2 separate regions of the Mus musculus genome follow, and region 1 is linked to region 2. Evidence: chromatin contacts called from ENCODE Hi-C or POLR2A ChIA-PET data. All regions are on one chromosome and are shown on one strand. The core of a region is the stretch at or near the end of the contact, and the rest is flanking DNA. Distances in the headings are between cores, read along the strand shown. Region 1 holds the start of Zfp738 (zinc finger protein 738). Region 2 holds the start of Zfp65 (zinc finger protein 65).

The links. Hi-C counts contacts between places; a loop is a spot of excess contacts on that map. ChIA-PET counts read pairs that join two places held with the same protein, here RNA polymerase II (POLR2A).
Region 1: a loop to region 2 is called in a map of left cerebral cortex, with 3 times the contacts of the local background. The contact joins the promoter of Zfp738 here to the promoter of Zfp65 in region 2. A Hi-C loop is called at or near these places in 16 of 37 maps with a recorded cell type or tissue (T-helper 17 cell, adrenal gland, gastrocnemius and 4 more). POLR2A ChIA-PET finds 5 or more read pairs at or near these places in 4 of 5 experiments (Patski and embryonic stem cell).

The regions. Positions count from the first base shown.
Region 1 is chr13:67,682,135-67,685,049 of GRCm38, forward strand. Zfp738 (zinc finger protein 738) reads right to left here and starts at 1,378. Exons shown (of 4, transcript NM_001001187.3): 1 at 1,269-1,378. The coding sequence starts at 1,304.
Region 2 is chr13:67,727,829-67,730,652 of GRCm38, forward strand. It overlaps Zfp65 (zinc finger protein 65), which reads right to left and starts at 1,345. Exons shown (of 4, transcript NM_145622.2): 1 at 1,233-1,345. The coding sequence starts at 1,238. Zfp85os (zinc finger protein 85, opposite strand) reads left to right here and starts at 1,434. Exons shown (of 3, transcript NR_027969.1): 1 at 1,434-1,874.

The sequences.
Region 1 (2,915 bases), core at 128-2,627, 46 kb before region 2:
TGATCATAAACATACTATGTGTAAACCATAAGACCGAAAGTATTTTTCTTTCTTTCTTTCTTTCTTTCTTTCTTTCTTTCTTTCTTTCTTTCTTTCTTTCTTTTCTTTCTTTGAGCATTCTTTTGCTGACACACCAGAAGAGAACATCAGATCCAATTATAGATAGTCGGGAGCCACCAAGTGGTTGCTGGGAATTAAACTCAGGACCTTTGGAAGAACAGCCAGATATCTTAACCACTGAGCCATCTCTCCAGTTCTATCTTACAGCTTTTCAAATACAGTTGAAAAACTTGGGAGAATTTTTTCTAAAACTATTAAGAAGGGTGTGTCAGTAAACATGAATGTCACATTAAGGGATAAAGGAAAATTTAAGAGAGTTCAGACAATGCTGATAACATGAACACAAAGAAGAAAAGCAAGTGAAGAGACAACAATGTACAGACTCTGGCAGATTAGAGAGCAATGTACAGATCCTTGCAGATTAGAGTGCAATGTACAGAGCCTGGAAGATGAGCAGAGCCATTTCCCCCTTCCCTTTCAGACTTTCTAGCCCCCCCTGCCATTTCTCATCACACCAAGTCAAGTCTCTCACATCTGAAAAGGAGTCAAAATTTTGGACACAACACATACTCAGAATTGTTGAGGTATTATTGTCTAGTGATTTTTAATCTTTAGTGTAAAATCCTATTTATTTGGATTGTGCAAACACTGGTTCATACCAACTACAAGATTATTTTGTGGTTTTATATCCATGTATTGTCGCATTCAGGTCACAAAGGTGTCTATTAGAAAATCTTATTTGAATCAGGGCATCCGTGAGTCTAACAATTCGTTCCAAAGGAACAGGAACTAACATCCCACACAACAGTTTGCCCTCCCTCACAGGATTCTTGCTCCTTGGACACTAGGAACTTTAGGAAGCTGTTTGAGCACAAACCAGGAGTGGTGTCCAAGACATAACGTATAGAGGGTGCTACATGTCAAGTGCTCTGTATGTCCTGAGAATCTGACTACAGTCACGTGAGAACGGGCCAGCTAGGTAATGATGAGTGCGCTCTTGTCAGCATCTCAGGAACAGGCAGGCAGCTGACCCAGCCTGCCCTTGCCATCCTGTTGTTTTCAGTCTTTTCCCCTTCAAACCCGTGCCCAGGCGCAGCGGCCCAGCCTAGGTCAGCACAGCATCTCCAGGTCAGCAGCTTCTTGCCTCTCAATAAGCCCGAGCCAGCTCCCTCCGTGCCCTACCTGCCACCCTGCACAGCCCCTCAGACCTGAAAGATGGCGCTGCTCCCTGCACCAACCTCCATGTCAGAAATCCAGATGTAGTGCTGAGGACAACTGCATACATTTGAGGAGTGAAGTTTGAAGAAAGACTAAGGAAGCTCGATTCCGAGGGCCCTTTCTGATGACCTCACAAGGGACGGGACTACACTTCCCACAAGTCAGTTGGAAGGACTTACAGGGACCCACAGAAGAGGTCTTGTGCATTGCCTGCCTTGCAGCCCAGCTCTGGGCAGCTGAAGTTAGAAAAAAACAGGCTGCAGCATGTGGGCAGCCACAGGGAAATTGGGCTTTAAAAAAAGTCTTTGGTCACAGCACGCGATGTTAGCCTGTGAGCTGAGTTTCACAGTAATGTTTATCGCATTTCCTTGTTATCTCTTCTAAAACATTGTGAGTTTAAAGCTCGGATCTTTTTTGTTGTTATTGTTGTTTTTGGTTTTTTAAAAAGCACATCTCTACTTATTAGCATCTTACTACGGAGTGGAAAATTAATGCTTTCATGGTTTACTTAAAATATGAAAAAGGAAGATAATGTAAGAGTGGGCATTATCTCTTTAAGATGTTATCGAAACCATCCCAGGTACTTAAGACAGAATTAGAAATCAAAGTGAGTCACCACCAAGTATTTTCTGAGCACTTGCTTTCCTCCTCTGAATCTCTCCCAAGAGGAGGGGCACAGCTCCTAGGATCACAATGGTGTGTGTACTGGCTCTTCAATTTCCCTCTGTGTTTGGTTTGATGTTCTTTATTGATTTTCCTGTCTCCACTGATCCTGTCATCATTCACATTTGATAATACTTGAACATTACTGGTAGCTGCCTTGTACTTCCCTCACTTCTCCTAAGCAGAACACTGAGATCGTTCCTCCTGGAATATAAAGGTATCAGAAATATGTTCATATCACTGTAAAACGAGGTCGATGTATTAAAGAAGTTAGACTGGAAACTTGGAGTATTGAGAATTCCCATCTTTTCGTGGGAAGGTTTATTCCTGTGTAGTTCATGCTTGAGTTAAAGCTACAAATGGCATTACAGAAAAGATTTCATACTTCCCTGAGGCACAATAATTCAAAAGCAAGCTGTTTCAGAGCAGAGACTGTGCGAAATCCCTAAGTAATAAAAGGATTGTCTCTGAATCCTTTGGGTGAGAGCAAGGATTTAAGGTAAACTTCCTTTAAGAAGCATTAGTTAATAAAATACTTTCCACTTAGGAAACAATATACACTGAAAGATTAAAACTCTTGGCTTCAAGTATAGAAGCAGAAACAATAAAAATTTTTCTTACATAAGGTAAAGTTACATTAGCCATACCTAGAGGCAAAATTTTCTAGTGATTACAGTTCACCTGAAGCAAAACTCTTTGAATTTAAGCATTATTTTAAACATCTGAATAGATCTGCAACACTGTTAAAAAGAAATTTTCTTGGACACAGGGAAAAACTTTCTCAGGCACTGTTTGCAAAACACAAGAAGGCCACAAGCCGCTCTGGGGCTGCCCAGAGCCCTGCATTGACTCAAAGGTAAAATACTTTTTTTAATCTGAGCATCTTGGCCCTCCTGTAATAAGGACCAATTCTAGAGGAACAATGTAACCGTCTACGCCTCTAAAGTTTGATACTCTTTCTTAAGATGACTTAC
Region 2 (2,824 bases), core at 95-2,594:
AATAGAACATCTCCCATGTCTCACAGTACATACCTCTATCAGACTCACATCAATGTATTTTAAAATTTACTTGGCTAATGACATTATTTGTTCTGTAAAACCATGAAACTGCTTCCAAGTTGGAGTATGGAATTTTCACTAAACTAAATCTGTCTTCTCAGATCATGGCCAATTAAATGGCTCTGGGCTAAACTATTCTCTTAACCCTTCAAGAGGAGAACTGTGCATTTTGCATGAACAGGAACCTACTATGTGTAAACCTTAAGACCCCCAAGTGTGCTACAGCTTTTGAAATTTATCTTACAGTCTCTCAAAGACAGTACAAAAACTTGGGGAATCCTTTCTAGAACTATCCAGGAAGCATCAGTAAACCAGAAAGCCACATTGAGGGACAGAGTACTTTTAGAAGAGATTAGTCACTGCTGATAATGTGAACAGACAGAAGTAAATCATGTGGTAAGAGAACAATGTTCAGAGCCTGGCCTATTAGCAGAGATATTTTCTCCCTTCCCTTTCAGGCATTCCAGCCCCTCCCTGCGATCTTTCTCTCATCACACAAGTGTACTATCCTATCAGAAATGCAGTCCAAATTTTGAAAAAATAAATATACTCAGATAGTATTATTGGGGCACTGCTGTCTAGTGATTTTAAGCTTAAGTGTAAAATCCATAATTATTTGGATTGTGCCAACATAAGTTCAAAACAATTCCAAGATTATTCTGTAGCTACATAGCCTTGTATTGTGACGACTCAGGTCACAGAGGTGTACATTAGGAATTCCTACTCAACCCGAGGCATCCATAAATCTAACAATTCATTCCAAAAGAAAAGAAACTAACATCCCACACAACAGTCGCCCTCACAAGACTCTCTGTCCCTGGAACTTCCGGAAGTTCTGTAAGTGCTGGGACTCAGACTACAATCACATGAGTAAGGGTCAGCTAGGCAGAGCAAAGTAGAATGCTCCCTTCAGCATCTCCGCACAGGCAGTCAGCAGACCCAGCCTGCCCTTGCCATCCCCTTGTCTCTAACATTCTTCCCGGCCAATCCTGCTCCTAGGGGCAGTGGCCCATCCTAGGTCAACACAGTACCTCCAGGTCGGCGGCCCCCTCGCCCCCCGCCCCCCCCCCCCCCCCGTCTCCCAACCAGCCTGAGCCAGCTCCCTCCGCGCCTGACCCGCCATCCTGCACAGTCCCTCAGATCTGTACGACCGCACTGCTCCCTGCACCAACCTCCATGTCAGGGATCCAAACCCAAGACACTCGATTAACTTTGGGGAGAAGCAAGGTTTAAGAACGAATCCGGAAGTTTGGTACCAACGGCCCCTTCTGGAGTCGTCATAATTGTTGGGACTACATCTCCCACAAATCAGTGTAAAGGACTTCCAGGAACACACCAAAGGAGTTCGGTGCACTGCCTGGGTACCTGCCTAAGTGTGAGCAAGTGAAATTGGAAAGAAACAGGCACATGGGCAGCCACAGGGCATTCGGGCTCTTTTGAAGTGCTGTGGTCTCAGCAAGGGATGTTAGCCTGTGAGTCGAGCCTTTCTCAGTAATGTTAATTATACATGCTAGTTATTTCTGCTAAAACGTGATTTTAAAGCTCAAATCTACTTATGAAATCATACTAACACATGGGAAATCATGCTTTCATGGTCTGCTTTACTTAAAAATAAGGAAGCAGGAAGGTAATGTAGGACTGAGCATTTCTTTAATGAAACCACGCTTGGTGATCCCGCCTGACATGCAGCATCTCAGGTGCTTAAGACAGAAGAACAGGAAATCAAAACTAGTCACCACCGGGTGTTCTCTGAGCACAGGCTTTCCTCCTCCCCATCTCCCAGCAGGAGGCGCAGAGCTCCTGGGATCACACTGGTGAGTCTACTGACTTTTGGTACACTGTGCACTATAGGATTTCCCTTGTTCCCTTTGATGTTCCTTATAGAATTTCCTCTCTCTCCTGATCATGCCATCATTCATGTTTCAGACTATTTAATATTTGGTATCTGTCTTGAACTTCCCTCACTTCTTTAGGAAAGTTTATTCCTGTGCAGTTCATGCTTGAGACAAAGGTATGAACCCCATCCATCACAAGGAAGATTTCATGTTTCTGTGATGCATTCTGATTCACAGGGAAACTGATTCAGAACAGAGACTATGTGAAGTTCCTATCAATTCTTGTATTCCAGGCAGTGTGTTAACCCAGGGATACAGCTCCACTTAGAGAAACTAGAGTCAAGCAGTACATTCACCTGAACACTTGATTGGCATGTCTGTTTAGAATGAGGTCATGACTAGTCTGTACTCCTCCTGAATGCTGCAGTGAAGGGCACTGTCATCAACCATAAGGCCTTAGCATTTCTGGACATGTCTAGGATTCCAGTGTACATGTGCATGTGCGTGTGTGTGCATGTATGTTTGTGTCTGTTACATGTAAACCTACCTGAGAGGGCACTGACTCCTCTGGGAGGTGCTGATCTGTGAGGATGCAGCATTCACCCTCAACTGTTCTGCAGTTTCCATTTCCTCCTAGTGGGATTGGTTAATTCAAGAGGAAGAGGAGGAACTAATATGGTATAGGAACAAAACGAACATGCAGAACCTAACTGAACATACAGGAAGCCCCATTTAGCATGATATTAGGGGCCCAGGCATACTTAGGGAGAGTTTACCACAGTCTGATTCTCAGGCCTTATATGTTTCCTTAGACCATGTTGGCAGTTTCAACTTTATCAGACATACTATCATTTTATAAAAACTTGATTATTTTAGTTTCACCCATACAAACATTCTGGATTAGCTGTGAGATTTGACCAAATTCCTCT